Regions from separate parts of the Homo sapiens genome. Here region 1 is linked to region 2. The links are chromatin loops, found by intact Hi-C in ENCODE. Cell type or tissue: PC-3. All regions are shown on one strand. Each heading gives the region's core, and the rest is flanking DNA. Links, peaks and the distances in the headings are about the cores only. Region 1 overlaps DPH6-DT (DPH6 divergent transcript). Region 2 has its middle 130 kb from the start of LINC02853.

Region 1 (16,990 bases), core at 4,200-9,199, 420 kb after region 2:
GTTGGCACTGTCATTTTTTTCTTTTTTACTGATTTTTAATCCAGCAGGCATACAGCAATGTCTACTGTACAAGCTATTGTATGAGCTTCTCCAGCCAAGGCAGTGTAATAACTTACCCTGCAAAATGATTCATTTTTCATTTCTAGTTTGAAAAATTGTAATAAACTTTTTTGCTTTTTAATGAGCTTATCATGTCTACATGAATGTCTCAATGATGCTGCAACGTAGCTGATACCCTAATAATATTCAAAAATATTCTAGTGCATAAGATACAATGACATGATTTCTGGTATGTATAAAGCCAAGGATAAGATAGCTTTCATCATATTTTCCTCCCTCTTTTACATTTTTTTGCAATTTATTTAGTGTAAATTATTCTTCCATGAGATTTCATCTTTTTCAGAAATTTTAGACAAAACACACAACTACTTGGGAAGACAAGCCTTCTAATCTCCTTTCTGTAAACCAATAATCAAACTTTAAATGCAAAAATATATTACTTATTTTTTTAATTTCCAGGCTTTCTTGAGATATAACTAGCAAAAATCATATACGTTTAAAGTATACATGTTTTGATATATGTGTACATTGTGAAATCATTACCACTATCAAGGTAATTAACATAATTACCTTTTTTTAGGATAAGAACATGTAAGATTTTCTCTATCAGCAAATCTCAAGTATACAATACAATATTATTAACTATAGTCACCTTGCTGTATTTTAGATGTCCAGAACTTACTCATCGCACATAACTGAAACTCTACCCTTGGACTAATATCTCAAATTGATCAATTTTTTTTTAATTTTAGAAGAAATATCTCTAAATACTAAATACAGTTAAAATAAATTTTAACATTTATAAAATATTTAAAAATCTTTTTCTTAATATTATTGCAAGAGAAGACACAAACTATACCTCTTGTATCCCTGTATAGGTGCAGAGAAAGTTTCATCACTTAAAAATAAAAAATTTATTGAACAATAATGAGTTGCAGAGATTACAGATGGCATAATCACAAATAACTCATGTAAACACCATAGAAGTGATTGAAAACCAACAGTTCATATCTAAAATCACACATATATTTATACCCTCAAACCACTCTTTTAGAAAATGTCATTGAACACAAGAATTCACCACCTACAACAACAAAAAAATCTACTGGTTGTCAGATCACTAACACCAGCACAAGTTATGTGGCATCTGGAAAGCTTTACTGTACACTCATGACAGAATGGAGGAGAAAACGCAAATATTGAATTATTATTATGTATTATTATGAAAATAGCTTTCTTTTTGCAACATCCTAAAAGGATCTCAAAGAACCTTTGGAGGCCCTGAGCCACATCTTGAGAATCATTGCATATATATTATTACAGACAGAACTATTTTATCATTTGTTTATGAGTTACAAATTTTGAACAGTGAAGTAGCTTGAACTCTAGCTCAGCCAACTAAGTCCTGGCATGACGAAAAACAAGATTAGAGGTGAAAAACCTAATTAATTTCACCTGGAGGATGGGACTCTTACAAACATATTATACTGTCAATCATCTAGCAGTTTTGTAAGCTCATGAGATAAGTGAGCATGAATAAGATTGTGACTTCCCAAAGTTTTCAAGTCTGACACATTTTTTTGAAGATCAAAAATATTTGCAAATATCCCACATGATAGCAAATGTACTGTTTTTAAGTTTCCATTCATTGAAAAAGGAAAAGGCAATTGTACAGACTATACGGGATAATACATGTAAACTGCTTAGCATATGCCAGGCCTATAGTAAGAGCTAATTAACAATCTAGTCCTCCTCCCTCCAAGAATGTCTTTCCTCAACCTAATAAATAATAGAAAATTTACCAAAAATTCTAGGCAAGAATTCAAACTCTGAATCAGTGCAACAAAAGGTCTCCAGTGCAAAATTTAAAGAAATATATATTTATTGTAGCAAGAGATTGCAAACTGTTGAGAAAGATTCAAGCTGGTTCCAGATGAGGCAGAGACAACCTTGGATTGGCAGCAAACTTCAGGATTATGTGTATGTAGCTAAGTAAAGAACATCAAAAGTCCCATTTGTAAAAGCCATTGAGGTCTTAGTACTTCAGTATTTTCAGTATTATAGAACCTCTAAGTCTATGGGTAGTTATCTCTTCCATCCATGAAAACTCCAGTGTATAGACTATTTGCTTCTATAGATAGATGTCATTCTGGCATGTAAATGACACGAGTAAAGCAAGACATTCTTTCAGCTATTTTCCAAAGGGCAGTAACAAACCAAATACACTCTGAATTTATTAATTTTCTATTTGTATCTCTCAATGAACCCATCCCCACTGCCCTTAGGCAGACTTAAAAAAAAAGAAATTCTTAACACAATTAAATCAAAACATGCCACGAAAGTGATCAGCAAGACAAACAAACAATAAAACAAACATCAACTCATTCTCAAAACTAATGTCACCTTTTAAAACAAACTTCCCTGTTTCAGCATTGACTTCCCTGTAGCATATGTGCCAGCAAATTGATGGGTCTTGGCTATGAAATTAAAATGCCCAGAATCTGTTAAACAGGGGAAACTGGTTCTATAAAGAACTATCTTCTATTTCAAATGGAATGTGTATTCTACACTTCAGATTTTAAATCCATGACAAGCAAGACTTGTAGTCTAATGGATGGCTTCAGAGTCAGAAAACCTGGGTTTATGGTTTGGCCCTATCACTAGTAGTTGGTTCTTAATAAATATTTATTAAATGAATAAAAAGTCACTGTGATACACTCATAAAAGTCCATGAAATAGTTAAATGACAAGCAATTTAAACCAAAACAACAGCACAGGGGAAAAAGAAGGAAACTTATACTGTGGTAAATATGATCTAAAGGGCTTTTAACTAAAGAGTTCTTTCTGGAGAGTTTCTGCTTTCTGCAGGAGGCAGAAATATATATCAATCCCTTCCCATGAGAGCAGCACACAGAGAGGATAAAGTATTTAAGGACAATATTGGTAGGTATATTTACAGAAATTAGAGAATTTTAACAACTCTTGGAGTTGCAATATCTGCAAGAATTTGTGCGACAGCAAATTCAAACTTAAAGTAACTAACCTATGGAAATAAATGCAAACCCTGAAGTTATTTTGCTGTAAACTGTGAACTCCAAACAACTACAAAGATGGAGAATTCCATGCAATTGGTACACCACTGCAAGCACAAAAAAAAGTCATAGGTGTGACATGGAACAACACAGGTAGTGATGGAGAGTGGCTTAACAGGTAAGAGTCCACAAGCGATTTGGAGGTAGGAGACCACAGAGGAGCAGAACTCAGATCAGGAGCAAGACGTAGTCACCTCTTGCTACAACTACTAGTTAAGATTTTCACATGCATCTTCCAAGAGGATCAGCCTATTATATAAGAATATTACACACAGCCGGGTGCAGTGGCTCACACGTGTAATCCCAGAACTTTGGGAGGCCAAGGTGGGTGGATCGCCTGAGGTCAGGAGTTCGTGATCAGCCTGGCCAACATGGTGAAACCCTATCTCTACTAAAAATGCAAAAATTAGCCAGGTGTGGTGGTACACGCCTGTAGTACCAGCTACTTGGGAGGCTGAGGAAGGAGAATCGTTTGAACCTGGGAGGCAGAGGTTGCAGTGAGCCGAGATCACACCACTGCACTCCAGCCTGGACAACAGAGTGAGACTCTGTCTCAAAAATAAAAAACACAAAAGAATATTACACACCTTAGTTTTAATAAGCCTTAACAATAGAACTGTGATCTAACTATTCTGAGATCCAAAACACATCAGTATATCTTTGTGTGATATGTCCAGTTATTTCAGTTGAATTTATCTTTTTAGCATGTCCTGCTTTATGTGACATTTCTCTCCTTTGCAAACTTTATCCTCTTCAGGCAAAAAGATGATTCATAGAGATAACTCATATCAAAATCTTTATACATTTGAGTGCTATTACTTTGGAGAGTTTTTTGCTTACTTTGTTTTATTTTTTTGTCTTAAGCATTACACTTAAGTTTTCTTTTGTTCAGTAAATTTATAGATTCTTCAGATTGCTACTGTTTCTTGTTTTCTTGATTTCTAGCAATTTCACACTTTTTAAACTCGCCATGAAGAATTAAAGTAGGCAAAAGAGTATAAATCACAGACTTCTCTATATGGCTTGCTTATTGGCAGTTTGGTAAGTATATTAAAAGATTAAGATCATTAATTAACCCAGATTTTTGGTATTTTGTGTATTTTCATTATTAATCTTCTTTTTATTTTCTTTCCCTCCTACAACTAAAGGTTGGCCCTTTAAATAATTACCTTTGTCTCCTGTCTGCACAACCTTGATTAGCTGTGGATCTTTTTTCTGGTTTGTTGATGTCTTCTGCAAATGTTTCAGCTCTCACCAGTGAAAGCTGAAACTGAAGCAACTTAAGAGGTACTTTTTTCTTAACCTCTCCAGTGAATTTTCATCATGTCTTTTGACACACTTAAAAAACCCGATTACCAGTCCTGGGCTGCAACAGAACAGAAGGGTTTGCAACATTCTAGAAAACAACAGCTGGATCTTGGACTTCCATACTTTGTTTCCATTAAGACATTTGTCCTGCCTCTACACCAACAATTTTTGCGCAAGCAATCTTCATTTTTTGAAAGTCTGTGCTCCTGATTTTGAATTCAAGAAAAAAACTCCACTGGTCTTTTTAAACTAGAGCTCAGACTCCCAGACATTAGTCTACCCCTTCATGAAGTGGAACAAGGTGGGGAAGTGAGGTGGAAGGCAGGCAAGCTGAGAAAGTGTTAGACTTTCTAGGCCCTGGTGAGTAGAGACAGGGTGAGTGCTTTCAGTTCTCTCATGAGTACAATGCGCTTAAATCCAAATATAAATGAATATTAAAATGCCCTTCCAGAGACAAATACAAATGCTTAGGGGATTGTCTCCCTTCTATTAGTGCAGGTCTGGAGAAGTTTACAGTATCTTACTAGCCAGAGATATCTACTCTTGTACTCCTTACCCTCTCAGAAAATAGCTAGACCAGAAATGCCAGGCTCTGCTCTAAAAGCACTAAAGACTTCACTAAGCAAATAAAAGTCATTTCCTAAAATCACTGTCTTCGTGAGATTTCTAAATCTAAACAAAACAATGTATTAAGTTGGTGCAAAAGTAATTGTGGCTTTTACGGTTTTTGTTGTTGTTTGTTTTTCTACTCTTTGCAGATTGAAGCATTTCTGGGTTGTTGTTGTTTTTTTCTCCTCTCTAAACACAGATCTTCAACTAAGTCATAAAAACAAAGTATGTTCACCTTTTACAAGAGAGTTAGTCATTGGTCTCTTACAGAAAATGTCCCTATCTTCAGCTTCCTTCTACTCTTTTAAATATATTTTCTATGGAGACAGTGGCTACATTTAATCTGATTCAGAAACCTATCCCTAGTAACCAGCAAAGGAAAATGTTACAGCTGGGCCAGATGACATGGTGCTCACTTTGGGCATCGTGTATTTTTGTGTGTTTGTGTGTATGTGTATTTGTTCATTTATGTGTAATGAGCACCTGTGGAGAGACATCGTAAGTAAGTCAATATTTATTCTCCCATGTGCTTTTAAGAACATTTGGCAGGTTATTTGTTAAGGGGCAGGAGCAAAGGAGATGGAAGAGCATGCCCAAAGCTTTTTAGCATGTCCTGCCATTTTTATACAGAAAGCATTGAACAGATGGCTGTGGCTTCACAAAATTCTAGTTTCAAAGTTGATCGCTCTTAAAGGAGCTTGGATAACTCTTACAAACTCTGCTGATTTAAACCAAACTTTTTTTTTCTCCCCTGTACAGAGTAAATCCAGTTCCCAGTATGCTTTTGTCATTAACAAAAACTCTGAGGGTGGTTTCACAGGGATTTTTATGCATTGTTCTATGTTCTTTGTTTGATTTATAAACTGCTGAGGGGAAATGGGGTTGTAAACCTAATCCAGGTTTATGATATAAAAGGGCAGCACATTTTAGAAACACCTTGTGGTCTTACAAATAGAGTTAACTTTAAGCAATTTATTTAGTTAAGTAACTGACTCAACTATGTATTAAATTGCTGCCAGTTGGAAATAATGGAGCTTGGCAGTTTTACTGTCAAATATAGTGAGTACAGGAAAATAGGTGGAGACGGGAGACTTGCAAAAGAACGAGCTGTTGCAGCATTTAGTGATGGAAAAATCCAGTAATTCACCTTGACTACACTCAAAGGGAAAAAATTGAAAAGCAAGCTTCCACTATTAAACAGTTAATTATAGTGTGTTTATGTGTACAGGGCTTGATTGTTAATTGCTTAAACTAAGTTGCTCTATAAAGACAAGTGCTTGTTGCCTGGATTCCTATGGGCTTAGAGGTTGATCTGAGTGTTGAGCTGGTCTGTTTTCCAGGGTGTAAATTGATTGACATAAATTTAAAGTCTGGATGTTAGAAAAGAGGTTTTATAGAATGTCTTAAGCAAAAGATAAACTATAAGGGAAACCCACAACTTCAACAGCAAAAGTAAAAATCTACATGATCTGTTTTACTATGACTTTTGAAGGAGCATTTCTTCGTCTCTTTATTCAAACCAGTAAGAAAAGGAGAAGAAATAAAGTAAAATAAAATAATATTTGCATAACTTATTCTGGATTATAAGATTTTACATCTTCAGAGACTTTGTGACCAGTTATAGAAAATAAGATCCCTGGGAAAAGATCCAAGAACGTGTAATAATTTGGGCTGGAGCAAGGAAGGCTGAGGCATAATATAACAAGGTCTTCAGGCCTGTGAAAATTATTATGCAACAGAGACAACCGGCTCTTCTATTTGCACATGAACATGGAGCTTAAATTGGCAGAAGTTGCAACAGAAATAATTTGGGATGAAAATTGTAAGAATCAATAAGTTTCTGTTCTTAAGGTTTTTAAAAATTAGATGCTAGGATTCTACAAATGTCATAGCAGTATTTCATATGGAACATAGACACATACTTAAATTTTGTATTAACAATTTATGTAAACTTTGGCAATCAAGACTTTGAATTTGATCAGAAGTATAACCTTCAGGAAAACTATCACTATGAGCTATAATTGCTTAAATTGTGTTAACCACAGCATGTAGTTAGGTAAGCTGTTGGTTTATAAATAACCAGAAGATAAAAAAATAATGGCAAAAAGTAAATCCTGTGTCAAGTAAGGTCATTCTGTCCTTTACATTTAGCTAAAATTAGCTCAAGTTCCCTTCTCTGTGTTTTTTGGAAGGTCCATGACCTCCAATATTTCCAAGAATTTCCCAAGCTGAGGGCCCTGTGGCTTCAAGTTACTTTGAACTTGAAATTCTTTGTCTCACACTTGGGTCTCACATTGCAGTTTAAAAATAATAATAGTATTAATGAAATACAGTGTTACAAGGCATTGTATGAACAGTAGACTTTTACATCAAACCAAATTTTCATTCTTTTTAGAACAGCTTTGTAGGCACACTGGTGTTGTCAGACATAACGTTCTGTTAAGCCAGTGAGCCTTGACTATACTGAGTAGGGATGGTCTACAGAAAAGTGTAGCCAGTTTCTGTAATAAATCCTGGAAAAGTATATCAAGTCAATTCATAAAGCATGTCACCAACATAAAACCAAGAGCAAGTTTCCCCATGTCTTTCTTCTGTTGCAGACTGTCCAAATTGCAGAAAAAGGGACATCTGATAGAATTCAGAGGGAGAGTAATTAACTGAAGAACAGCATGCAGTTTTGAAGTAAATTGTGTCTGGTTCAAATCATAGTAGAGAACAGAGCTTTTTGTTCTTTCCTTCTGTGAACTTCAAGCTCAATGGTGTAAAAACTGTTCAAAAATGAAGTAGCTCAGTTGATGAATTAAGCTAAGAGATAAGTATGATCTTAAAATGATATACTACCTCAAGAAAGTCATTTTATCTTTCCCATTAGTAATGACAGTAAACAAAGAGCATTCCAACATTTCTTATTTGTAATAGTGTCTGTTTATTTTATTTTATCAAACGTAGGGCTTTTCTCCATTAGTCTTACTTAGCTTTCTTTGAGTTAAAAGTATAGCCCTATAAAAACGGATGAAATCATCTGCTCATTGACTTTCTACTCAGCAAACATTTTTTTATTTTCTTCAACTACAACTCTCATAATTTTCCTAGTCACCATTCTTCTCATCTATTTTTACATTCCTTAGTTAGCATGTCAGCCCAAAATGCCTCAACCCATCAGTTAAATTAGTTCTGTTTCTACAACAGCTCACAAAAGGGTTTACTGGTGAAACTCTTCCTCTAATCTAGCTTTTCTTGCTGCATGTACTATTCCTTTATTGACCTTAGTTTGGAGAGCTTTAAAATAATACGTATCAGCAAGGGTTGTATGCTTTCTAATCATATGTTTTCTCCTGCTAATCATTCAGTTACCTGATTAGAAACAGATGCAACCTATTTGAAATGTGAACTTCAGTGAACTGCTAGTAATGGTTGCATATTTTTTAGATACTCTATGTATACGTTATGAAATGCCCTAGAAGGTTTTCAATAATAAGCATTTGGATTATATTTTATAGCTGCAATGTTTTTCCTGCCAAATGAGCCATTCCAACCAAAACAAACTGACAAACAAAACAAAAAATAAGCAACAGCAACAAAGATTCAACCAGTATTGAAAGCCACAACACTTATAAGTAATCTGCAAACAAGAGTACTAGAACTGCAGTAATACAAATTTTAAAACAGACAAAGCCTCTGCTCTCGGTTTATGATATATTGAAAGAAGTAAACACATCAACCACTATTTATAACTTGAAGCAGAATATGATAATCACTTTCATTAAAGTACTTACAAAGTGTCATGTAAAAAAAGAAGAGAAAAAAATACTTTTGTCTAGGGAGAATCAGAGAGGGCTTGATGGGAAGTGTAGCGTTTGTGTTGGATCTTGAAGAAGGAGTAGGATTCCAATGGGCAGAGATGGAGAGAAATTCTAGGTTCCAGCCACAAGAGCATCAGCATCTACCTCTAAAAAATCCTCACGGTCCCTGCCAATTTGATCACCCCTAATTTTACCGACAAGAGGTTAAATTACTGATTTGAAAGAGGTTGATATTTTGTTGAAGTGATCCATATCAATCGCACAGTACAAATCAAAGGAACTTGAACTGAGCCATATTACAAACTACTTTTGTACAACTCCCAATATAAATATACTCAAATATTTGTTTAATCAGACTGCCAACGAACTAAAATTTTCTTAAAAGAAAAAAAAAATGTCCAGTGACCCTCTTCAAATCAGAACTGAATCTATGTGGGGTTTTTCTTTAACTTCTATAATTACAACAAAAAATCAAAGCAACCAGTATGTTCTCCAAATCAAATCTGAGCTAAACCAATATTGATTACATCTGGTTCATATCTGCGGTTATCAATAAAACACCAATTACATGACCAAAATTTGGAAACCAAATGCTAAATCTTACTAAACTGAGGTTTTTGCAACACCGATTTGACAATTTGGAGAGTTTTTAATTTAGAAAAATTCTCATCAAGGGCAAAACAAAGTACAAAGAGTTCCTGAGCTTAAATTCCTGATTCAATCTTTAAACTGTATTTTCCTTTGTTGCCAAATGATTCATTCGGACATTGCAAAGTAAATATGAAAACATCTGGGGGGATATTTTTGCTGGGGGTTACTTACTAATAAGAACAACCAGGTACCTCAAAATGTGCGGCTTCTTAATGAATAAATGCTTGTCAAGTGACTGCTGAGTTCATCTTAACACATGCTCTTTATACACACTGGCTCTCTCAGTACCATGAGAAGCAGAGAGGCAGGGATCTGATGACTAAATAGACCTTTTTATTCATTGCTTTGATCTACCACCAATTCTATTTAGTCATCTCTGCTCTGAAAACCAAATTCCTTTATAACTCTGAGGGCACATGATGGCTTGTTTTGGCACTAACTCTGCACAGCTAAAACTCTGGGCTACAGAAGCCAAAAGATTTAAGAGCCTCTCACCTCACAAACTTGAGTTTCAGGTCAGGGCAGTGACAACCTGTCAGAATCTCGTTTGTGGCACCCAAGCAAGCCAAGCGCATGGACAGCGGAAATGGCTAGAAAAATCCTCAGACCCTGTTCCTCTTGGCCATTAATTCCATTGATTATTTTGGTGTTTAAATACTGAGACAGGCCCTGGTGCCAGCCCAAATACAACTAGTCAACTTACATTTCCGTTGGCCTTTTAGAACATGCAGATGTACCAAAATCCTAAAACACAGCTGAGTTAAAAATTAAAAAAAAAAAAAAGAAGAAGAAGAAGAAAAAGAAGAAAGAAAAAAGAAAGCAGCAAGGGGGAAAAGTGTTCCAAACAAACGAAATGTTGATCTGCCTTTTATTAATTTCATTTTTTATCTTCTTGTGTACAGATTTTTGACAGCTGTGACATTCATGGGCAATGCATTTGAAAAAGAAGACATAAATATTCAGAGACATATTAGAATGCTGTTCAATGTAAGCACCTGTCTACTTAGTGTTGACAGAAAATCATTTACTTTGCTTTATGCATGTTCCCTCCAGAGACCACAGAGGTCCTATTTTATTTAAAGAGCTGGTCCTAACATCAGTGCTTGCTCTTGAAACTGCAGTATATGCAGCTAATTATATTTATTGAGGAAACAATTTTGTTTTATATTTTCAATAATACTTAAACAATTTTGTCAATCTTGACCTCAGAAATGATTTTCCCCAAGGATTCAGTTAACCAAAGACTTCATACAAGGCCTGAAACCAGTGTCCTTACACTACACTGTTGCCATTATCACCTAGGGAAGTTTTTGAAGCACAACTTTCAGAGAGAAGTGTGCGAGGTAAGACTGCAAGATCTCTGTGGGTCTAAGGAAAACATCACAGTCAATAAAATCCATGCTAGCATCCACATATATGCATTTATTATGTATTATAGTGATATAATCTGAGAAATTCATATTGCATAAAACAATACATCATTAAAAGCTACATGAATCATGAATTGTAAATTAAATGTATCAAATTTGGTGAAGTTTTTATTTCTTTTCTACTTGGTAAACCTTCGTTTCTTTTCCACCCTTGCCAAATCAGAAAGGTAATCTCAGGTCTTGAGTGAAAGGTGACCGCACATGGAGAAAAGGAAAGGAAAAGAGGGAGGGAGGGAGGGAGGGAAGGAAGGAAAGAAGGAAGGAAGGGAGGAAGGGAGGGAGGGAGAAGGAGAGGGAGAAAGGAAAGCAGAAAGGAAGAAAAAGAGGGAGCGAGGGAGGGAGAAAAGGAGGGAGGAAGAGAGGGAAGCCAACCTTTATAGGGACACTGAGATTACTGTGAGGTGACCTCGTTAGGTGATTTCTATATGGCCCCACGAAGCCGTCTAACTTGTTCCCAAGTGATTAAAATAGGCATGGCTAAGTTAAATAATTATTCCCCCAGAATAATTTCCTTTCTTTACTTGGTAAAACGCCTATCTTGAAAAAGTATGGTTTGCCATGGGTTGACGCCTGACTACTGAGAAAAATCCTTTAGCTGAATCTCAGGTCAGAATTAGAAATGTACCGTGTCATCAGAAATATAATGAAACACAAACGGGAGTGAACAAAGCCTAATTTTTTGACTACGACATTTCTCTCCATTTTAGTTTTACCTGACATGAGCGTATAGTGATGTTAGCTCCCCTGATGTGGCACGGGTGGATGAGGCTTGGGGGAAAGGCAAGCAGAGACCTGGGAGCTCACGACTTCCAAAACCTTACAATGCTGCCACCTACAGGCCGAAACTTCTAAAGCGGATTCCATCAATACTGTGTTTTCCTTCCCTTAACAATGAAAAAACACACAAGATTGTGGTAGAAGACCAAAGCCCCAAACCCAGAGTCCTGTAAAGAGTTAAGTCACCAGGTGATGTGAAAGAACAGGCCCTTTAGCTTAGCTAGTTCAGTGCCGTTACATAATTTAATTAGGATCATCACACGGCAACCGAAGCTGTCTAGAGGAATTATGAACCACAAGTTCAGATCACATGTGAATCCCTTTGCTCAATTAAAGCTAAGCAATTTTTAAGGTTTTTTTTCCCTCTTTGCAGTATATGCAAAGAGCAGTGAAGCGTGGCCTGCATATTTTTCACATTAAAATTATTACATAAAGCCTGTAGCATTTGAAATACTTATGGAAATCAAAACGTTACACTCTGACCTTGGGCATTTAAACTTCGTCATTTTTAAAGCTATTGTTGCCATGCTCTCCTTTGTTCTAAGAAAATTACTGTGGTTAGTTATAATAGCTGAATGAATAATTACTGGGGGAAGAAAAGAAATATGTAATAGTGTCGAAATGATTCTTGAGCCTACATTCTCCTAAACAGAGTTTTAATTCTGTTTTGAAGTCCCAGCATTGTGACTAAAGGCATTATCCTACTTCTCTCTTCTCTACTGTAACGGCCAGAAAAAGTGATCGCTTTCTTTCTCACTAGACTATTCAGTCTACTTACCTTTATGTCAGAAGAAACTCTGCTAAGAACTGGATGATGGAAAGAATTTCTGGAAGAGTCTGATTCTAGGTTGATCTATTTTTTACGCTGTAAGTACATGTAGCACCAAGCATATTAGGCAAATGTTCATTGTCAAGTTTTTTCTACACTTTTAAACTTCCCTTGGGCTTTTAGCTTTTTTTCTTATTAATTATATCAGAAAACAAGAAAAACGGCAATATTTTCTATTTTTAACTCTGTTTTTAAACTTATATAATCGGATACAGAATAATAATTTCAGTATTTTAAAATTATAGCATGGGATCATATTTGTTAATCATATGTATTAAAATTACATTTTCAAATCAAGCTACCAGAAATTTTTCAAACTAGTGGAAGCTTAGAGTTAATTTTTAAATGTTTAGTTGGAGGAATAAGTATTACCCTTAATAAAAGAGCATCCTAATAAAAATTGCAGTACAAAGATGCAAATAAATAAATGTCAGTGCTAGAAAATACATTACATTTAGTTGAGGATCTCTACAACTTGGAGTAGACTGATTGATTGATTATAAAATCCCCGGTATTTCCATATGTATTAAGACAATTGAAATTAGAATGGACAATGGAACTTCCAATAAATACTGTGGGAAATTCTTCACTAACTTATAGATGAAAGATAACAGGCAAAACTCATTTTACAGTATTATAGTCTACTTATTATTTGCAACAGAAAAAAAAATTCTGAATTTTAAGGGCACACACAAACATTATATTGGAGTCACATGTTACTTATTAGTTTCTTAGATGAGAGTTACACACAATGCAAAAATGATGCAATCTTTACTTTTTTAAAAATTTGAAAAAGTTAAATCTTCCTACTTTTGCAACCAGATATTTGCAGGATTAACAACTCCTTTAAACAATAGTTGGATTTAACCATAATCAGAATATAAATACAATAAGACATTCCTAAGGGGAATGCAATTTTTTTTAATTTCCATATTTGCTACAATAAATGTTATGCCTAGAAATTTTATAGCTAACAGAAACACAGAAAATACTATACCCAGAGCTAGAAAACTGTTCCAGTACAAAGCAAGTCTGATATATTACCTTCCAAATACACAGCATATCCCTGGTAAAGTTGTAAATTATGGTTGCAAATGAGGCCACAAACAAAATTTTGCTCAAGGCATGAATCATAAATTCAAACAATAATCATCTCCTACATGAGGCACAACTACTTTGTTTACTTCTTAGACACTGTTTCCTAAACATGAAGATGAAACTAGGTCAAGGAAATTTAGCATCTTTTTCTCATGAAGCATGCTATGATATTGGGTGGCACTGCCTTATTTAAAATCGCACAAACCTTTTAAATATTAAAAATCTATTTTAGAGTACTGAGTCCTTAAGCATTTTTACATTTTACCTCATGATGAGACGATATCATTAGAACTATAGCCATTAAATGAGGAAAAATAAATTATTTACATTAGTTACCACTGGAATTCTACTGTTTTTTATATCGAAAATAAAAGGATATTTAGCTAATGTTAAATGGTACTTTTAATCTATTCAGTTGATCTGATGGTTTGCTGTTGCTTGCACATATCTGGGGAGTCAAATGTTTTTCTCTTTCATATTTTTAGAATTTCTAAAAGCCTAATTCTACTAAGACTTTTTTAAGCGCTAAGCTTAAGAAGAATGGCCTTTAATTAAATCATTCAAATCATAGAAAGAATCATGATGTTAAATCACTGAAATGCAAGTTCTGAGAATTACCTCAGAAGAACATACAATTGTAAAATATTGTTTGGAATAAAAATTTGAACAATAACTTAGCAATTTTTATTTGTGGACAATAAGAATGAATAGCAGTATGTTCACTCATCTGTAAGGTCCTTTGGTGTCAAAAACATTCTGTTCTTTCAGCAATTAATATCAATAATAATAACAATCATGATGGTCACGTTGATTAAATGCTTACAATATACTAGGAACTGTGCTATGTATTTTATATGGATTAACGCATTTAATTTCACAATAACTCTTTAAAGCAGAGATCATATTTATATCAGTCTTACAGACTATGAAACTGAGGCTTGGAAAGAAAAGTGCCTTCTCAATGGTCACTCTGAGCCAGGCCCTGAGCAATCAGAGGTGGGCTGAAGGGCTATTTACTGAAGAAACCAATAATCTATTCATTAAAACTTTCTATCAGTATATAAACCAAGGGGGACAAATAAAATTTGATTTGTTACAAGCCTATTCAATTGAAATTAAACAATGTATGGGTACGCGTATGGAACTAATAAACTGGCACAGTGATCTACAAATGCAATCATTCAAAAAGTGTTTATTGATACTTAAGTACCACTCTCTGCTAGATGGTGTGAATTCAGTGCTTGGCAAAATGAAGGTATCTTTGCCCTCAATGAGCTTTTACAGTAGTGGGGAAAACCAAACAATTTTTAAAGTCTACAAATAAAATAATTAAAAAATCAAACTGAATAGAGAATAATGTAATTTGGGCAAGTGGTCTGAAGATGTTTCTGAATAGGTGACACTTAAACTAGGACCTTAAGGAATTGCCATCCTAGGACACAGTAATACCAGAGTTATTAAGAAATATTTTTAGGCAGCTAGATAGGGTAAAAGTTCTTGGCGGAAACCAACAGAAAGGCGGCTTAAAGAGCCAGGCTGGCAAGCTTTGATATGCAAATGCTGGCAATTAGAAACAGAGTCTACCCAATATGGCCATTCCCGCCTTCTCCTTGTCACCAGGTGTGCCAAGTGTCATGGCCACTTCCAGATAACACCATGTGCTCAGAACATCATGGCAACCTGCATTTGCATATTAAGGGGGTAAGGTAGGAGGGCCAGGTTTTTCACGGGCTACGTGAATGACACACCTGGTCAAACCAATCCCCTGGGCCCTGTGCACACATGGCATTCCTCTCTGTTCCAAGCCCTCCTCCCCCCTGCCTCTGTACAGAGGAGCTGTTTTCTTTTTTCTTTCTTCCTTCTTTCTTGCCCATTAAACTTTTCACTCCTTAAAACCACTTCATGTGTGTCCGTGTCATTAATCCCATCAGCGCGAGACCAAGGACCCTGGTGTTCCTCCAGTCATCGGAGTTGTATCAATAGGACGAGTATTCTAGTCTAAAGGAAACGCCATGTGCAAATGCCTTGAGGCTGGAGAAACCAAAGTGTAGCATTTACCAGAAACGTACATGGTAAGTTAATGGGTGCAAAATGCAGGCTCTTTGTTTTCACACCCACTCCCCATTTTTCCTTCACAGTCTATTACCTTCATCAATTTCTCTTGGCCTTCACACCAACATTCAGTCAATAACAGGTTTTAGTTCGGACATGTTATCCTGAATCTGTCCACTCGTTTCTATTCACCATCCTAGTCCAACTTATTACAATGTTTTGCCCGGACTACAGCTCTAGCTCCCTAACTGGACTGCCCGCTTCCAAATGGGCTTCTTCAATTCTCCTCACAGCAGCCAGAGTCATCTTTTGACAATGTGAAACAGTTCACAAAACTACCCTATATAAAGCCCTCTAATAGTTTATCTGTACTTCTTTCTGGTATCTGCAGGATGGGTTCCATCTTGTCTTTTGGATTTTCACTTAAATGCCACCTTCTAAATGAGTCCTTCCCTCATGGCTTAATCCCCAAGTGAAATCTACTCACTATAGCACATCATATACACTCCTTTTAACTCTCTGTGTATGGCATATCTGCATCTCCTGGACATAAGCTTTTTGAGGAGGAATCCACACTGTCTTAGTCACTGTGTCTCCATCACTTAGAACAGTGCCTAGCACATAGCAGACATTCAATTAAGCTGAAAGGATTGGAGTAGTACACAGAGGTCAAATCGTCTATGGATTTTTTGACCACTGTAAAAAGCTGGGAGCTTTATTCAAAATTTAATAGAAAACTTCTGGAAAATTCTGAGCAGGATCAGAAGATCATGCTGGTTATTGCTGTTTGAAGAGTGGATTGAAGAATAGCAAGAGCAGAAGCAAGACAGATTAGAAGACCAATTCAGAAATCCAAGTAAGAAACGGTTTTGGCTTGGAGTAGGGTGGCAGTATTGGCAATAGAGGAGAAACTGATGGACTTGTAATATAATTTCAATTTGCTGATGAATTAAATGTGAAAAGGAAGAAAAGTGAGAAATTAAGAATTATTTCTAGATTTTTTTTTTATTTATTTTTTTTTTGCCCGAGATGGTGGGGAGGGAGGAGTTAGTAGACCTGGAGGTAGGACAACAAATTCAAATTGGATGCATTTAATTACCCTGAGCCAGACCCTAAGTTTCTGGTAACACATTTAGGTCTGTTTCAGGTCTAGTATTTCTCCACTGAGGGGCAATTTAAATAAAGGTTGACCTGTGAACAGAAACAAATACCACTTTAGCAGATATCCTGCCTAGATTAGAAGGCACCACTATGAGATGCAAATAACAGCCCATGAATGAG
Region 2 (16,990 bases), core at 6,187-11,186:
TTTCCAACATCCTGGGCCACTGGCTTCTCCAAAGTTGGAAACAGGTTCAGAGAGAGATTTATGAGACAGAAGTGACCTTTGGGTTTTATTGAATATTCAAATCATTGCCTTCTTCCCTGAATCTTTGGGGAAGTTTTTGGAGACTCACACACACATGCACACACTGTTACACATTTCCTGAGACTTCTCACTGACTTTTTCCAACATAGGTGCTGCCTCTTTTGGCCAGTTGCTTATGACTTGATGCCTGAATTCTGGAAGTCCACTTCCACAGATGTTATTTGTTGGATTCACATTGTCCTGTGGCTGTTACTTTCATGCAAAGTCCAAGAGAACCAAAGTCTTCTTTGAGGTCACCCTTTCCAAAGGAACCACCCATTGTCCTGCTGCACCAAACTCTGGCAGTGTAGGTTTTTCCTAGGGTAGGTGATACCTAGGAGTCACCAAGGCTGTTTGGAGTCTCCTTCTGTGAATGCCTGCAAGGACTCTGCAACTCATTTTAGAATGTGAGGGTACTTAGAGTTCTTGGCTCTGGAATTTCAGCCCAAATTAGATAGCAAGAAAGGTTCTCATTTAATATACTTCACAAGTATGTCAGCCATAGTTTTTAGGATAGATTTTGAGCAGAGGGCTTTGGTCACCACTTCTCATGATACTCTTTTTTTTATTAACCCGTCAACATCTGCTGCTTTCAAGGCCGGGCCTGGTGGTGACCTGGCTAAGCTAAATGTATGAGTCAGGAAAATGTGTTTTAAACATACTTTCAGAGAAGTTGACAAGAAAGCAGTTAGCGTTCTTGAACTTGAGTCGTTTATTGTCAAATGGATGTGGCAGAGCTATCACGAATGGGTTCCTAGGAATAAGACTGACAGATGCATACATACAACCACCTGTAGCTCACCTATAAAATATATTCTTTAGTTGAAAGGGGAGAAATGCAGAACAAAGAGTCAGAAAGCCTGAGATTTAAAAAGCTTCTTGAATGAATATAGTACAATTCAAAGTAGGCATTGTTAGCCTACCTTGTACAAGGATATGGCATTAAATTTTATAATTTATATAACACAAGAGATCCTTCTCCTAAGAAGTTTATAACTGCATGACAGTTAGACTGTTGATAAATGCTTGAGGGGATGGATACCCCATTCTCCATGATGTGTTTATTTCACATGGCATGCTGTATCAAAACATCTCATGTACTTTACAAATATAAACATTTAATATCAACGCATAAAAAAATTTTAAAAATGATAATAAAATTTATACTGTTCAATAGCTTGCAAGAAGGGACATCAGAATTACAACCACAGGTAAAAATGGATACATTAGGGATGAATTTTGGAAGAAGCAAAAAAATAGAAAGCAGTTAGAAGGGGAGCACATAAATTAGGCATGAATTGTTATTAGAAGATAACAGCATGTAGTAAAATATAAATAAAAATATAATTTTCACATTAAGTATCAAAATTTTTAATATAGCTTGCTTCTTTAAAAAATGACTGGAGCAGATCATTAATGCTTGATTTTAGACTCTAAATTGTAGTTATTTGCTTTATTTTTAAAAAGGAGATGGAACCACGCTTTTTACCTGTTAGGGCAGAGGCTTCTGACTTTTGAACTGAATCAAATGGTCTTCCCTGAAAGTTCCTGAAAGCTACTTGGTACAAAGTGTTCTTTTATTGATTTTTAAAATGCTTTAATCAATAGCATAAACCATTCATACCTAATTTAAGTGCTCCCCTTATAATTGCCTTCTACATTTTTATTTCTTCCAAAATTCACCTCTAATATATCAATTTTTACCCGTGGTTATAATTCTGGTTTCCCTCCATGCAAGTTATTCAATGGTATAACTTTAGTGCAATCAATGAATCAGTTCTGTAACTCAACAAATGTTACCCTGAAAGATGACATTCTATAGTATTATCATTGTTTTATACATAAATATCATTTTATTTTCCAGTGTCACTGTTGCTTAAACTCTTACTCAGATAACAGATAAGATTAAGTCACAGAATTTCCAAATTCATCAAAATTACTTGTTTTTGTTTTTTTAAAGCAAGTTTTCTAAAGGTGAGTTTTAAATGCAAGGTCTAGCTTTATGATATAAGTACAAACTTAAAATTTTAGGAATTTTGTTGGAATAATGTTCAAAATCTTAAATGAGGCCCACTAGGTCTTGTGCAATAGAATATGATTCTTTTGTGGTAGCGAAAGATGGTCAATGATAAAAGAGACTCAAGATAGGCCTAGAAAACCAGTTTCTCTCCTGCTTCAGAATCTTCACTTAGGTCAAGTGCAGGCATTAGTGAAAAAAAGCCAATTAGATCTGAAGGGAGCATGCATGCAGTAGGAAGATCGTGAGGTAGGTTGGGGTAGGATTGTGTCAGCATTCAAGGAAATGCCTGAGTGTGGTCTTCATCCTATAGGCAGTAAGTTGCATCCAAAGAATTCTGAGCAATGGTGTGGCGTGATCAAATCTGTGTCTGACTGCAACGTAGAAGAAAGATCTGAAAAGTACAAATTTGGGGGCCCATAACCTAGTGAGGAGGCTGTTATAATTATCTCACTTACATAGGACATGTTATTTAGTAGAATGTTTCCCTGAATTCTTAGTTGATAATCTAGAATCAAAGCACATGTCAGAAAGTTTTACTGGTAGTTGTTAGGTCAAGTATACTTAGCGGCATCCCAGAAGATTGTCAGTGGCTGCATTTTGTCTGGTGCTAATGGCTGATGATAGTCCATACTTGAGTCAGAGATTCCAAGGCTAATTCTGATAAATCTTGCTTCTATCCAACCTCTCCTGGTATCCTATGCTTGGCTTCCAAATTTCATGGTCACAATAGTCTAGGCAATGAGAAAGTCAAAAGTCAGGATATTTTATTCACCTAAAATCTGATAAGTTTCAGAGTAAATGTCTCCTCTAAGGAATATTTGGGGTTTTAAGGTTACACATAAGAAAAATCTGAAAACCTGGAAGATGTGTATCAAGTATTTTATTGATAGATGGACACAGTATTCAAGTGGTTAAAAGAAGTCCTATTTTTGGCATAGATTCCTTTCTGTTGTGGATAGCGGTCTACTTTTATTCAGTTTTGTGCAATGATCACCCAAAGGAGTGTTAAGAGAAACGTGATTTAGAGAATGATAGAACAACCTTCTGAAACACACAATGGATATGGCTTTAATATTACAAATATTATGGATCTAGATAAGGCACTTAAATAATAATGAAGGCTTCAGATTCTCATGCTGAGTGATTCAATGAAGCACTATGAAGTCTCAGGATATTCTGGCTCTTATCACTCAAAGTTAGTAGAAATGGTATTAGAGAGATTCAGGTTTTGGATTTATACTCAAAATCGTTGAAATTTTATCTTCCAAGAATAAAGAGATTTAGATTCAAGTGTTTAGAAGGCCTGTGATATGTGTGTGTGTGTGTCTGTGTGTGTGAAGTATCAGCTTTTAGTTGGTAAAATACTGATCTTTGATGAGGGAAACCAAAATTCTTTCAAATTATATGTAATAGACATCAGTTGCCCTACACAACTATTTTCCAGTTTGGTGAGTTACCTTTTTCCTTGATTCCTGTTTATACTTTCCAGTCCAGCTAGGGAAAATGAGATGGATCCTATTCGGCTAGAATTCTCTCCTGAAGTCTTACAAACTCAGAGGTTTGTTAATTGTGCACTAACACAAAGCAAACCAGTTTGTCTGTTGGAACATTTCTAAGCGGGCTTCATCTCAACTCTGTTCTATTGAGAGGACCCATAGGCATTTTCAAGGAGTGTGGATTTTATGACTGCAGCTTGAGTGCAGCTGTGTCTTTTCCAATCTAGGGCCAAGAGACAAAATGCAACATGAGATTTTTAAACATTCCAAGGCCCATCTGCCATGTAACCCACTTATCTTTGTGGCTGCAAGTTCTTTATTGATCCAAAATGGTAAAGAAAAAAAAATGGTAACAAAGGGGGAAAATGCAGGGGGAGAGAAAAGCCATAATTCCTTTCTTTTGTTGTTCTTCCAGCAGCATCTGTGAGCAATTGTCACAATTACTAGTCAAACTGTATTTGACTTGTTGCCAACATGAATTTTCCAAAAACCCAGTGTAAACAAACTCTGCAAGTACTTCCTCATTTGCCAAGCCAGTAATTATTTACTTTGTTTGGGCCTAGCATTAATGTCAGTTCAGCTTTACAGCCTGTAATGTGTTTGTTAATGAAACTGTGAGGTCTAAAGCTACATATTAACCTTGCCACCCTTCAATTTTGAGCTCAATAAAGTTGCACCATGGTTTTGTAAACTAGTGTTGGGGACAGGCAAATGATTAATTATATTTTTTCCCTTTTCCTTTATCCAAGCAAATTGTTAATCTTTAAGCCTGCCTTGCATTTTAAAGTTAACAAACTAAAATCCAGCTGCTGGGAGATATGATATTATTTAGACAAGTCTCTGTGGCTGTTTTGATGCCATATTTGGAAGTCCTCAGCAGTGATGCTTGTGTTGATGTTTAGTAACCTTGCAGGCACTGTGTGCTTCTTGAAAGGAAGGAAAATGCCTTAGAAAATCTGGGAATATCTATTTGGTAAAAAAGTGATGGAATGCATAGCTGGGACCCAGTATTCATTTCATGGAACTAAATCAAAGTCAGGTGTTTTGAGGATATTCGGGTAATTCAGCTAATAAAATAGACAAAAATTCCTGATAGGGGAGGAAGCCGAGAGCCGAGGGAGAAGGAGACTTCTGATTTTAAGGATATGATATTTTTCCCTCAGTCACAGTGGAATCTGCTCTGTCTCTGGTGTTAAATATACACTGTGCAGTGACTGCGCTCTGGAATACAACAGAAGGCAGGTAAAAAGCTCGATTCTCATAGAATTTCTATTCCATGGGAATTGGGAGGACAGATAGTAACCAAGAAAATAAATAGGCAAATTCATTTCAGATCAGGATAAATATTACAAAGTCAGTAAAATAAAGGGATAAAGCATGAAGTCACTGGTTTGGGTGGTCAGAGAATGCATCTTTGAAAGGGAGACATTTGAGCTCATACCTGCATATTGTGACACAGCCCCCGTTAAATGTATGGGGATAAAACTTTTCAAGAAAAGGGAACAGCAGCAAGTATTTGAGCCCTTTGCTAGGTACCAAGAAGAGGAGGAAAGCTGGTGCTGGTGTTGCTACCCAAACAACTTTAGATGTGAAAGGAAAGAAGTGATAGATTTTAGGATTACACCTTCAAGAACAGAAATTCTTCTGAAGATTACTGGGGTAGCCTTGATTTGTTTAGGAGAGGGACAAACATGAAGGGGAAAGCACCTGGCTGATACTAGATAAAAATTCCCTGTAAAAATATCCCTTTTTATAAGCGCCTTCATGACCACCTCCTTTTCCGAGTGTTTGAAGGCTTAAAAGCCTCAGTAACTGTCTACAGATTTGACTTACAGATGAAATTTAGTTCTTTACTGGGGAGCTATGACTATTTGATTTACCTGACATGGAAATTGACTCTAGATAGAGGTGTCTATTTTATCTAATATAAAACTGTAACGTTTCAGGAAGTTAGATGATTATTTTCTCCTTTATCTCTGGAGAAGGTGTGAGTAAATCCCCCCAAAGGAATAATTTTGTTTAGCATCAGAAACTGATGGTTGTGTTTGATTATGTAGTTCTGAGCTCAGAATAGGCATTTTATGCAAAAATCAATATGAATTATGGAAAGAATCTAGCATTTTAGTTACACAGTGTAGAATTTTATAGTTAGCTACAGTGAGGAAGGAAACTACAGAAGGCAATTTCAAGAATCTTTCAGGAATCCTTTTTCTGGGGAAATACTTTACACTTAACAGTATAAGTTGATGAAAAATGCACAAATTGGATATTCTCAAAATAAATGATGAGAGAGAAAATGTAAAGAATCTTATGAAAAATGTCAATTCCTTATGAAAAATTATATTTTAACTTCCTTGTATGCCCAGAGTCCTTGCATTCATATCTTATTTATTTTATTTAACATATTTTTTTGAGGCAATCTTAGCTTATGAGCTAAAAATTTCAACTTGTCATACCAAAAATATTTTTAAAATAACAATCCTCCAACCCTGGTTCACATAAATCACAAACAGAACAGAAATTGGTGGATAATTGGATTGAGCTCTGAGCTTAAAGATGAAGGAGACAAAAGCATGCCCCAAAGAAGCATTTGATAGTCTTATCTGTGGATGTTTTACACCAGGCGTGGAGGCAGTATTGTTTACAATAATTTGTGCTATCTGCAGTGACATTTTATTTGAGCTGGTATCTTGTATCTAAGCCAGAACATTCATGTATAAGGGTTTGTTTTGCTCTCTCTCACTTTGGTTCAAATGTGGTACTAAAGCAACAACGCCTCTTTTGAAGGCTGAGCTGGCAAGCTGAGGAGCTTGTTTCTAATACAGGGACACAGGCTGTAGAGCAAGAATGATAACAGAAGACAATGACATGTCATGGGAGCTTTGCAACAGCTGTAGTCTTCAGAAGGTCAGAAACAGTGCTGCAAGCTACCTTTGTAGATAGAGTGTACAGAACTTAATAAACTTAAACTCACTGGATTTGGAGTAATCGTAAACCTGCTACCCCTCTGCTCATGCTTCTCAAATAAATCTCGTAAATCCCCAGCGATAGCTGAGTTTTTAAGAGTGTCATCATTTGTGATAATAATCACTGAAAGATACACAGAGGCTCTTCCATATTGTTTATGGCTGGAATTTTAAAGAGCCACTACATAGACGAAGAATGAGGTATGTTTCCTTGTTAATGATCCAATGAGCCACACGTGTTTTCATGCATATAATTTAGCCATTCTGCGCAGATGCACACTGAATAATGTTCCAGGCATTTCCACTTTTTTCTTGTTCACAGTCTTCCTTCTCCTCCTTTCTCTCAGCCCTTGTTTCTAGAATGTGCTCTTCTACGTCAGTGATGATGAAGTTGAGACTAACTTCAGTAGACATTGTGAAGCTGAGTGCTCAATGAATTGTTTTTAAAATACTTTAATTTATGCCGATGACTGCAAATAATTTTTTAAAATTTATTTTTATCTATTTGTAAATGTTTGTGCCCATCTCTGCAGAGTTAGGAATATGGAACAGAGAGAAAGGTTCAAAAATGTGGAAAGGATACTATAATAAAAAATAAAATCTATTCAACAAAAATGCTTGCTTATTTTAAATATTGTACTTGTGGAAAGCAATGATGACACTCATATTTAAAGTAGATTGAGAGTCATCCCAAGATCCCAAGATTGTAACCTACTGTATGAAAGACAAGGACTTGGTTTAACCAGTTTTTTAAGCTGGAAGAAACTTCTGGAGGCAATATAGATATTTCAGACTTTTTTTTTTATTTTGGCCTATGGATTTTACTGATAAACCTACATGTAGTTTAATTACTTTATGGTTATTTTAATATCAGGGTGATGGAACAATATATCTTATTCACCACATACTCCAGTTGTATGTTTCGTCCGTTCATTTGTTGATTCATTGATTCACTTTTACTAAGTGTCTGCTATGAGAAATATTGTGAGGATGAAAGGAGAAACAAGATTGAGCCTCTATCCTTGAGACCTCCTTAGGGCACATTTGCCTGTGCTCACACATACATATTCACATACACTTTCACACATACACAGGTTGACAAAGTATTTCATGTGCCAAATAATGACCTTGCCTGTCTACTTGGAATCTGGCGGTCAGAGTATGAAGAAACACTTATTTTCAGCCTGAGGCCCAGAGAGTCACTGAGATTTCTCTGACCAGATACAAAACAGTAATGAGGATGACAGAAATAATTTTTTTATGCTTTTAGAATAAACTGTATTGAGCCTAGTAAGTTGGGTAAAATCTCAGTTTTCTTAAACTATTCAGTTCTCAACAATAAACTTTAATTGTAGATGTTAATAAGCCATTACGTCCTTCTCTGAATGCAGGCATGGCACACAGAATCCCACTCCCAATTCTTCTCTACAACCAATAGGAGAAGAAACCAATATCTCAAATCCCACAGATGTCCTCATTGGTATTTTGTGATTTTCATAGTCATTTTGTGTATACCTTCTGAATTGCAATTTAGAATTAAATTATCTCTTGTTATTACTGGTGACCCAATGTTCTGAATAAAAATTTCTTTTGTTCAATTAAGTGACAAATATATTGAGAAGTACATTTGAAGTACTACTCAAATATTTCTCAAATATTTGAGAAGTATATTTGTTTATACTTTGGATTCCTCCAAGTAGTATTTGAGGATGCTGGGCTAAGAACAATCTTTAGCTCATATTATGCCTATATCTATTTAGGTAGACACCGTGGCTTCTCTGTGGATGTGCTTGTGGGTTCATTTGATTTTAAAAGCCAAAGCATCAGCTCATGTTTTAAGATGAATAACCTTGTAATCATACCTTATGCTGTATTATATCTCTACTTATACCATCAACAAGACAGTGAGCTTCTTGAGGACCAGGATTATTATTATTTATCTTTATAGCTTCAGTCCCTAACACTGCTGAACTATAGGAAAGCCTTGAATAAATAGGACTTAAAACAGAGATGAGGAAGGGTCAGTCATGAAGGTGGCAGCAAAGTGTGATTCCAAATGCAAAGCATATTTTTGAAATGCAAATGCATACTTTCAATTTCTGAGAAGGAAATTCACCCTGGAAAATAACATCTACTGAACATACAGAATTTAAATATTAGCTACCATTTATTGAGCTCTGAGTGTGAATTAGAATCTGTGTGCCAGGCTCTTTGTATACAATATCTTATTTTATCCTTGCAACCACAGGAGTGATAGGTAAAAGCAACTACCATACAGCAAAATAAATGTGATTGTGCGATAGAAACTACCTGGGAACAAGAATGCTTTCTGTTTCCTATTCTGTTACTGATTTGTGTCTCTGGTATTAGAACCAGGCACCGTTCTAAGTACCAGAAGTGGATTTAACAAGAAGGAAAATACTGTATTTGGGGCTTAAGGTGAATCTGAAATGAGTAAGACAAAGTGTCTACCCTAAAGGCCTATAAAGAGCTTGTTTAATGTATTTGGCATTTGGAAGAGTATTTGTACACTTAGTGACAAAAGTTGCATCAGAATATTTGGGACTAAAGCCAGACTGCAGTGGAGTGAGAATGAACACAACCTATGGAAGTGAGCAGAATATATGACATGTTCTTCCAAGAGGTTGATGAAAAGGACAAGAAAGGGAAGGGTAATCTGGGGGAAATTAGGGTTGAGGGAAGGTTTTCTTTCTGCTTGTTTCGTTCAGAAGAGTTGAGTCCACCATCATGCATAAATAAGATAAAGAAATGACAAAGAGGAATGCTCTTATAGTAAAAATATAAGAAAGGTAGAAGGCAGGTACAGAAATAAGCAAAAAGAAATGAATGCAGGATAACTGATGTACAATTCTGTACATCTTTTTGAAAATTTGAATAAATTTCCCCTTTTTTATGTACATGTTGAAATTCTATGTGTTACCTAGTGGAATGCTTTGCTTAGACTTCTAATCCAGTTCTCATTAAGCTTATTATTATGTTTTCACTCACTTTTCCAAGACAGTTAATATTCCTTTAAACAATCTTGTATTATAAATAACATTACTGACAAAAGTAATACATGTTAATTGTAAATAATTTGGAAAATACAGATGAGCCAAATAATTTTGTATTTTAAGTTCATTCTAAATATACTCATTATCTTTCCATCAGTAGGAATTATGATGATCATGGCCACCACTGAATCAGTCTCTCTCTTTTCTATATTTTGAAAATGTATATTGCTTTTTTTGAAATACAGGATCACATAGCCAAAACTATTATAAAATCTGCATTTTAAAACAATATTTCTTACCAATATTTCTTTTCATGTCATTCCTATAAATATGTCTCAACATTTTATTGGCAAAAGATAATTCAATTGTAGGAATTTATTATAATTCATTGAATAATCCTTTACTGTTAGATAAAATTTTAGTGCTTTTAGATTTTACTATTATAAACAAGTATCCATGACTGCCCTTAGAATCCTAGAAGTCAATTGTTGAGTCAGAATATGCACTATGTTTTTGTGACTTCTGTGATGTTTTTCCTGATTGTCTTCCATAGAGGTTATACTTAATGTACATGATCAACAGAAGAATATGAGAGGGGTTATTGTCCCTCACCATGGCTAATGCTAGAGATTAGCATTAAAAATCCTTTTAAATATCAAATTTTATTTCATACATACTTCTTTAGGGTGCTACTTTGTATTTTTATGGTAAGATTGGATTTACTTCTATTGACTCTGTCATTCCGTGGTCGTTTACTTATATGGTTATTTGATATATTTTTGTTTTGGGGCTGAATTTCTCTTAGTGTGTGGCAAGCACGCTTTTAATGTTATGTGTTGAAATATGAGCCACTTGTTAGACATTTATATTCTGTAAATATTTCCTCTTTTTGTCATTTGCAATTTATAATAATTTCAGTCGTGCATACATTTCAAAAATTTGAAGTATTAAGCATTTTTCTTTATGGCATTAAGGACTGTATAAATATTCACCTAGTATGTTTATGGTTTCACTTTTTATGTTTGAATCTTTAAACACTTGGAGTTAATTTCATTGTAGGGTATCAGGTGTGTAGTATGGATTTAAGATTATTTTTGTGTTTGGCTAGTTGTCTAAACACCACTAATTGAGTAATCAATTTGAGGTACCATTTCAAATCATATATTAAGTTCTTATAAATGACTCTAGGTGTAAATATTATAATTTTCTCAATTGATATGTCTGGCATTTCCTGCAACAATATCACATAATTTATTTTATCATACTTCGTATTGTCACTTGGATGAGATTTTCCTGTCTTTTACAATTTCAAAATATTTTGGCTTTTTAAACATATTTATTACATTGTTATCCTCACAGTTATTTTGGCAATTATATCCATACAATGGAATACTAGTAAGCAATAAAAAGGAACAAACTACTGACACAGCTACACCATCGATGAGCCTCTAAAACATTACATTCATTGAAAGAGCTAGACACGAGAGATCTAATAATATATGATTTGAGTTATATGAAATGCCTGGAAAAGGCAAATTTATAGAGACAGAAAGTCGATTAGTTGTTACACGAGACTAGCGATGGAAACTGGAAATAACTGTAAATGGCAATAAGGGATCTTATTTGTAGGGATGAAATGCTCTAAAACTAATTTAGGATTTTGGCTAGACCATGCAGTAAGGTTACCAAAATTTATTTTATTGCACTGGAAAGGAGTGATTTTTATGATATGTAAAATACAATTCAGTAATGTTGTCATTTTAAAAGAATTATTCTAGCAAGTTAATAAAAATTATCACTGTTTTGTTAGAAATTGGACTATATTTATATATTAATTTTATAACTGATTTCTAAGAATATTGTTTTCTCTTCTGAACTATGATATTTATTTTCTAGGGAATTTCTAGAACTTTATTACTATAACTTCACAGTTTTACTATTAATCCCCTAGATCATTAGGTTTGTTTGTTTGTTTTATTTTTAGGAGGTTGCTATTGTTGATAATTTTCCCTCATTAAATAAAATAAGTGCTTATTGATAATATAAATAGAAGACTGCTTGGTTTTTATGTATTTACTTCATAAATAGTCCCATTAATAAAACTGATTGTTAGTTCTAACAAGTAAGTGATTCTGGAATGCATGGAAAAGTGTGAGTTACATTAGCAATCTGACTGACCTCTGGACCAGAGATTTTAGAACAACAGATTATAGATTTAGCCATAACTTGGGTAATTTCACTGTGAGTTTTCTTCCCCCAGAAGTTGTTAGGTGGAGGTCACTTGGTCCTGGAAATTTATCAACATTTAGTTTGTCAATTTGGTTTAAATTGAGAATATCTACTACCAATATCAGACCTTGAACCTATGGCCTACCAATATGAAAATAGAATTTTAGAATGGGGATTTTTATAACAGCATGCTTAGTAAATTAACTATCTAATGTGTAACAGTGATTAGCATTTCACTGAATTCAAGCATATGTTAGGAGATCACAATCAGAATCCTGGCCATCAGGTAAATTAAGAAACCATTTGGCTGGGAATAGAATGATTAGCATAGGGATAATCTCCTCTGTTGCTGATGATTATTGGGCTTGAGACAGTTATCTAATATCCACGTTTCAGCAAATATTGAGCAAATCTTTACCACTAGGAAAAAAAAATGAAGATTTTAGTTGCTTATATTCAGTTGCTGACATATTTACCATTTAAAGACACTCTGTTATACTAATGTACACTCTAATTACCAGATAAAGGTGTATGAGAGGAAGTTAGAAAGGTCAAGTTGTGGTAAATTTATGAAAAAAAACGAAAGAGAGAAGGTGGCATGTTGGAATTCACTTAGAAATATGTATCATTGTGAGGAAAGAAGTAAATTTTGAAAGTTGCCCTGAATTATTGGAGCAGAGAAAGTATGACTTACAAAGATATTGTGGCATGATATTGCTGTTCATTTAGAGTTGTAGCAATTTTTAATTTTTATTACTGGATGCAGTAATATCAAGAGGCATTTGAGATATCTGCTGGTTCCATTGAAACACCTCCTATTGTATGACAGTTACAAAATGTTTTTCTGGATAATCAGGATTATCCCCCAGCCAATATTGTAAATATTAATTTTTGCCATTTACCTTTTGGCACAAAGACCCCCAAACTGCAGTCTCAATTTATCATTAAGTTGGCATTGCTCCATCTTGGAAGCACAAATCTCACAGGTACAAAACCTTCAAACCAATAGAACCAAAAGTTAAAAAGATGGAGTAAAAAGTTATTAATGGGTTATTACTTGAACAAGCAAGTAAATTTGGAAAGTGGCTCTGAAATATTTGAGCAGAGAAGGTACGCATTACAAAAATATTTTGGCATGATAGTTCTGTTCATTTTTTCACTCTTATGTCAACTGCTTGGTTTCCAGATGCTTGGGATATGGCTATAAAAGAAACAATATTATTTGTTGTTTCTGGTTTGGAGCATACATTGTTATTCTAAGCGGCTTACTTTGCAATAAGATAGATGATAAAGTTAGTGAATCCCATGAAATTTAGCCCATTGTACATCTTATTTTACCAAAAGTCTGCTCCTTGTTCAGGAGCAATATTGCATAAGATTCCACGATGAAGTTTTCAGAAACACCACAGATTGTAGAGTTATATATAGCATGACAGATAGAGAAATAAAACTCAAATCCAGCTTGTGTCTAACCTGTGTCATAAATTAGATTCCTTGAAAAGTAGACTTGGAGATAGGTTTGTGTGTAGGATGTTCATTGAAGGGTGCTCTAGGAACCATCAGCTCTGGATGGGTGAAAGGATGAGAACTGGAAGGAAGTTGTGAAACAATCATGCAAAGTCCTTGGCCAGCCCCTATAGGGAGTTCTAAATCTGGAATGGCCCTGCAATTTTGTCTTGAAATGGGGACACAGGGACTGGGCCTTTACATAGTTCCATCAACAAAGTCTTTAGAGTACAGAACATAAGAATTAATCCATGTTGGTGGATCCATGAATAAACTTTCCTTTATTTCCTGGTGCTTTAATTCATACTCCTAGGGCATACCATCTTTTATCTATCTGGTTATGAAGAACCACTGTACTAGAGGCCTTCTGGTGAGAATTTTCATGGGATGTATATATGCTCATACTTTAAGCTTATTCTGAGAGGTCTTCCCCAAACCTGTTGGCCGCAACCCTTCACACGTGGTCTAGTCATAGAAAACTCCCAGGAGTCTAGGTGTGTTGGAGGTAGTTACTATTGTGGCAGAAATGCACATATACTAAGAGTGGGAGCAATCCATTTTGAATCTTGGGACCTACTTGATCCTATTGCCTATTGTAATATCATTTATATCGCTACATTACAGGAGAGAAACCTTGATCGTAAGGAATTTAAATCTTTTATAATGGTCAGAACCACACTTGTCCTGCATGTTTGCCTTTGCTCAGCAGCAAAATTGGTATCAGGAGGAGATACCAATTCTATGTTCAAAATTTTTCTCTTGCCAAGATAGCCTGGAAAAAATGTCAGTCAGTACTTCTATTCATAAGACATGCATAAATGGAAGAGACTCACTGAGAATTGCCCCCCAACAAATGCATTATCATTTTATATATTGCTGAATTAGATTGCTAATATTCTATGTAGAAATTTTGCATCCATTTTCACATTTGTGATTGGTTACACTTTTCCTCTCCTCTAATGTTTTAGTCAGGCTTTGGTGTCAAGTTTTGTTGGCTTCATGAAACCAGTTGGGAGTATTCTTTCATTGTTCTCTTGAAAAATTTGCATAATATCGATATTATTCTTTGTTCACATATTTGGTGGATTTCACCAGTGATGCCATCAGAGTTTGGAGTTTTCTAATTGAGAAGGTTTTAAATTATACATATATAATCATTAGAAGATTATATAGAACTGTTCAGATTATCTATTTTTGTGTGTCAATTTTATTAAGTTCATGACTACCAATTTGTCAAATTTATATAATGATAAATTTATTGGCAATATTTTTATAACATCCTTTTTGAAATATTGGAAAATCTTTGTTCCAAGCTCTCGGCAAATAATTAGGAGCCAAAGGAAATGTTCTTAAATTGTTAAAAGAGTTTTACAAAAAAATCTAAAATGAACATCCTACTTAATGGTAAATATTTTAAAGATTTTCTTTTAAGATAAAAAGCAAAACAAGTTTGCATTTTATTACTATTATATTTAACATTATACTGGGGTTCTTAGCCCATGAGCAAGGCAAGAATAAATAAAATAAGTTCTAGAAAGGGAAGAGTGCAATCATTATTATTTGCAGATAACATAATTGTCTGTGTAAAGCAGCTAAACATTTACAGACAAATTATTAGAATAAAAGAGCTTAGCAAGGTAAATAAATATAGATTTACAAAAATTTCTCTATACAAGTAGCAATTAATAAAAATGATATTTTAAAGTATATACCATTGGTAATAGAATCCAAAAAAAGAAATAAAAGGCATACAGACCAGAGAGGAATAAATACAACTATCTTTATAGGCATGTAACATGATTATCTAAGATAAATATCCCCAAGAAAATTTTTAAAAATTCAAAAAAAGTGAGTAGATTTAGCAAGGTCACAGTATACAAGACCAATACACATGCATTAGCTGAATATCTGCATTCTAGACATGAGTAACTGAAGTTGAAAGAAATAATACCTTTTACAATGGCTTCAAATCATAAAAATATTAAGGGATGAATCCAACCAAATATGTACATCACTTATATGCTGAAAACTAAAAAATTTGGATAAATCAAGGAAAAGATAAATAAGTGGAGACATAAACCATGTTCATGTATTTGGAGAGTCAATATTTTAAAAACATTCATTATTTTCATTTTAATCTAGCAATTCAATGCAATCCCAATTAAAATCACAGCAGGCTTCTTATATACATTGACAAGATAATTCTCACTTTTATATGGAAATATAAAGGAATAGAATAGAATAGAATAGAATAAAACAACTTTGAGAGAAAGAGAAAGGTTTGGAGGACTCATACTACCTGAGTTAAAGACTTAAAATTTCTGTGGCCTAGACAGTGTAGCACTAGAGGAAGAATAACATAATTCAACAGAAAAGGATAAGGTACAGAAATAAATCTACATACAGATGCTCAATTGATTTTTGAAAAAGTGTCAAGATAATTCAATGAACAAAGAATAGTTTTGTCAACGAATCTTGCAGGAACTCTTGGACATCCTGATATGGTTTGGCTGTGTTGCCACCCAAATCTCATCTTGAATTGTAGCTCCCACCGTTCCCACATATTGTGGGAGGGGCCCAGTTAGAGGTAATTCAATCATGGGGGCAGGTCTTTCGCATGCTAATCTCATGAGGGTGAATAAGTCTCTTGATATCTAGTGATTTTATAAAAGGAGTTTCCCTGCACAAGTTCTCTTCTCTTGTCTGCTGCCATGTGAGACATGACTTTCACCTTCCACCATGATTGTGAGGCCACCCCAGCCACATGGAACTATGAATGAGTCCATTAAACCTCTTTCTTTTGTAAATTGCCCAGTCTTGGGTATATCTTTATCAGCAGCATGAAAACGTACTAATACACATCCACATGCAAAAATGAACCAGTCTGTACTCCACACCATATACAAAACTTAATTTGAAGTAGACTTAAATGTAAAACCTAATCATGTGAAATTTCTAGAAGAAAACATAGAAGAAAATCTTTATGATCTTGTGAGAAGTATTGGTTTCATAAATAGGGCACACACATACCCACACAACAATAAAAAAACCACAAAAGATTACTCTTCATCAAAATAAAAATCTGCTGTTCACAATACATTGTTAAGAAAATTAAAATACAAGGTAAAAACTAGGAGAAAATATTTGCAAAACACCTATTTGTGAGGTCTGGTATCTAGATTACATAAAGAACTCTCACAATTATATAATATAACAATAAACAACCCAATCAAAAGAAGCAAAAGATTTGAGTAGACACTTCACCAAAAAGAGGTATGCGTAAGCACATAAAAACATGCTCAACACTATTAATCATAAGAGAATTGAACACTAAAAGAATAAATGAGATTTACATACTTACTAAAATGACCAAAATTAAGCAAACCGACAATGCCAAGTCAAAGATGCAGAGCAACTGGAACTCTCCTATGTTGCTGTTGAACAAGCAAATAGCTATAGTTTCTTTGGAAAACAGTTCGGCAGTTTGTAAGGTGGTTAAGCATCACCTTAATATATGACCCCATAAGTCAACCCTTAGGTTTACACAAGAGAACTGAAATCTTATGTTCACAGAGAGGACCATTTGCAAATGTTTATAGCAGCTGTATTTTTAATCACTGAAATATGGAAACAATCCAGATGTCTATCACCTGAGGAATG

Evidence for each region. Peaks named below come from ENCODE experiments on the same cell type or tissue, not always from the same donor. Only the 100,000 strongest peaks of a DNase experiment are listed, where the experiment ranks them.
Region 1: a loop joins it to region 2, with 4 times the contacts of the local background. A loop is called at or near these places in 1 of 110 quality-filtered maps.

The regions. Positions count from the first base shown.
Region 1 is chr15:35,746,596-35,763,585 of GRCh38, reverse strand. The region is part of intron 2 of DPH6-DT (DPH6 divergent transcript); the gene reads right to left. Among named protein-coding and RNA genes, the nearest start is that of MIR4510, 170 kb to the left of the region's middle. In PC-3, for the core only: no CTCF peak of the experiment used is centred there; no DNase peak of the experiment used is centred there; H3K27ac peaks cover 1,149 bases.
Region 2 is chr15:36,165,274-36,182,263 of GRCh38, reverse strand. No RefSeq gene overlaps it. Among named protein-coding and RNA genes, the nearest start is that of LINC02853, 130 kb to the right of the region's middle. In PC-3, for the core only: no CTCF peak of the experiment used is centred there; a DNase peak (open chromatin) is centred at 9,103.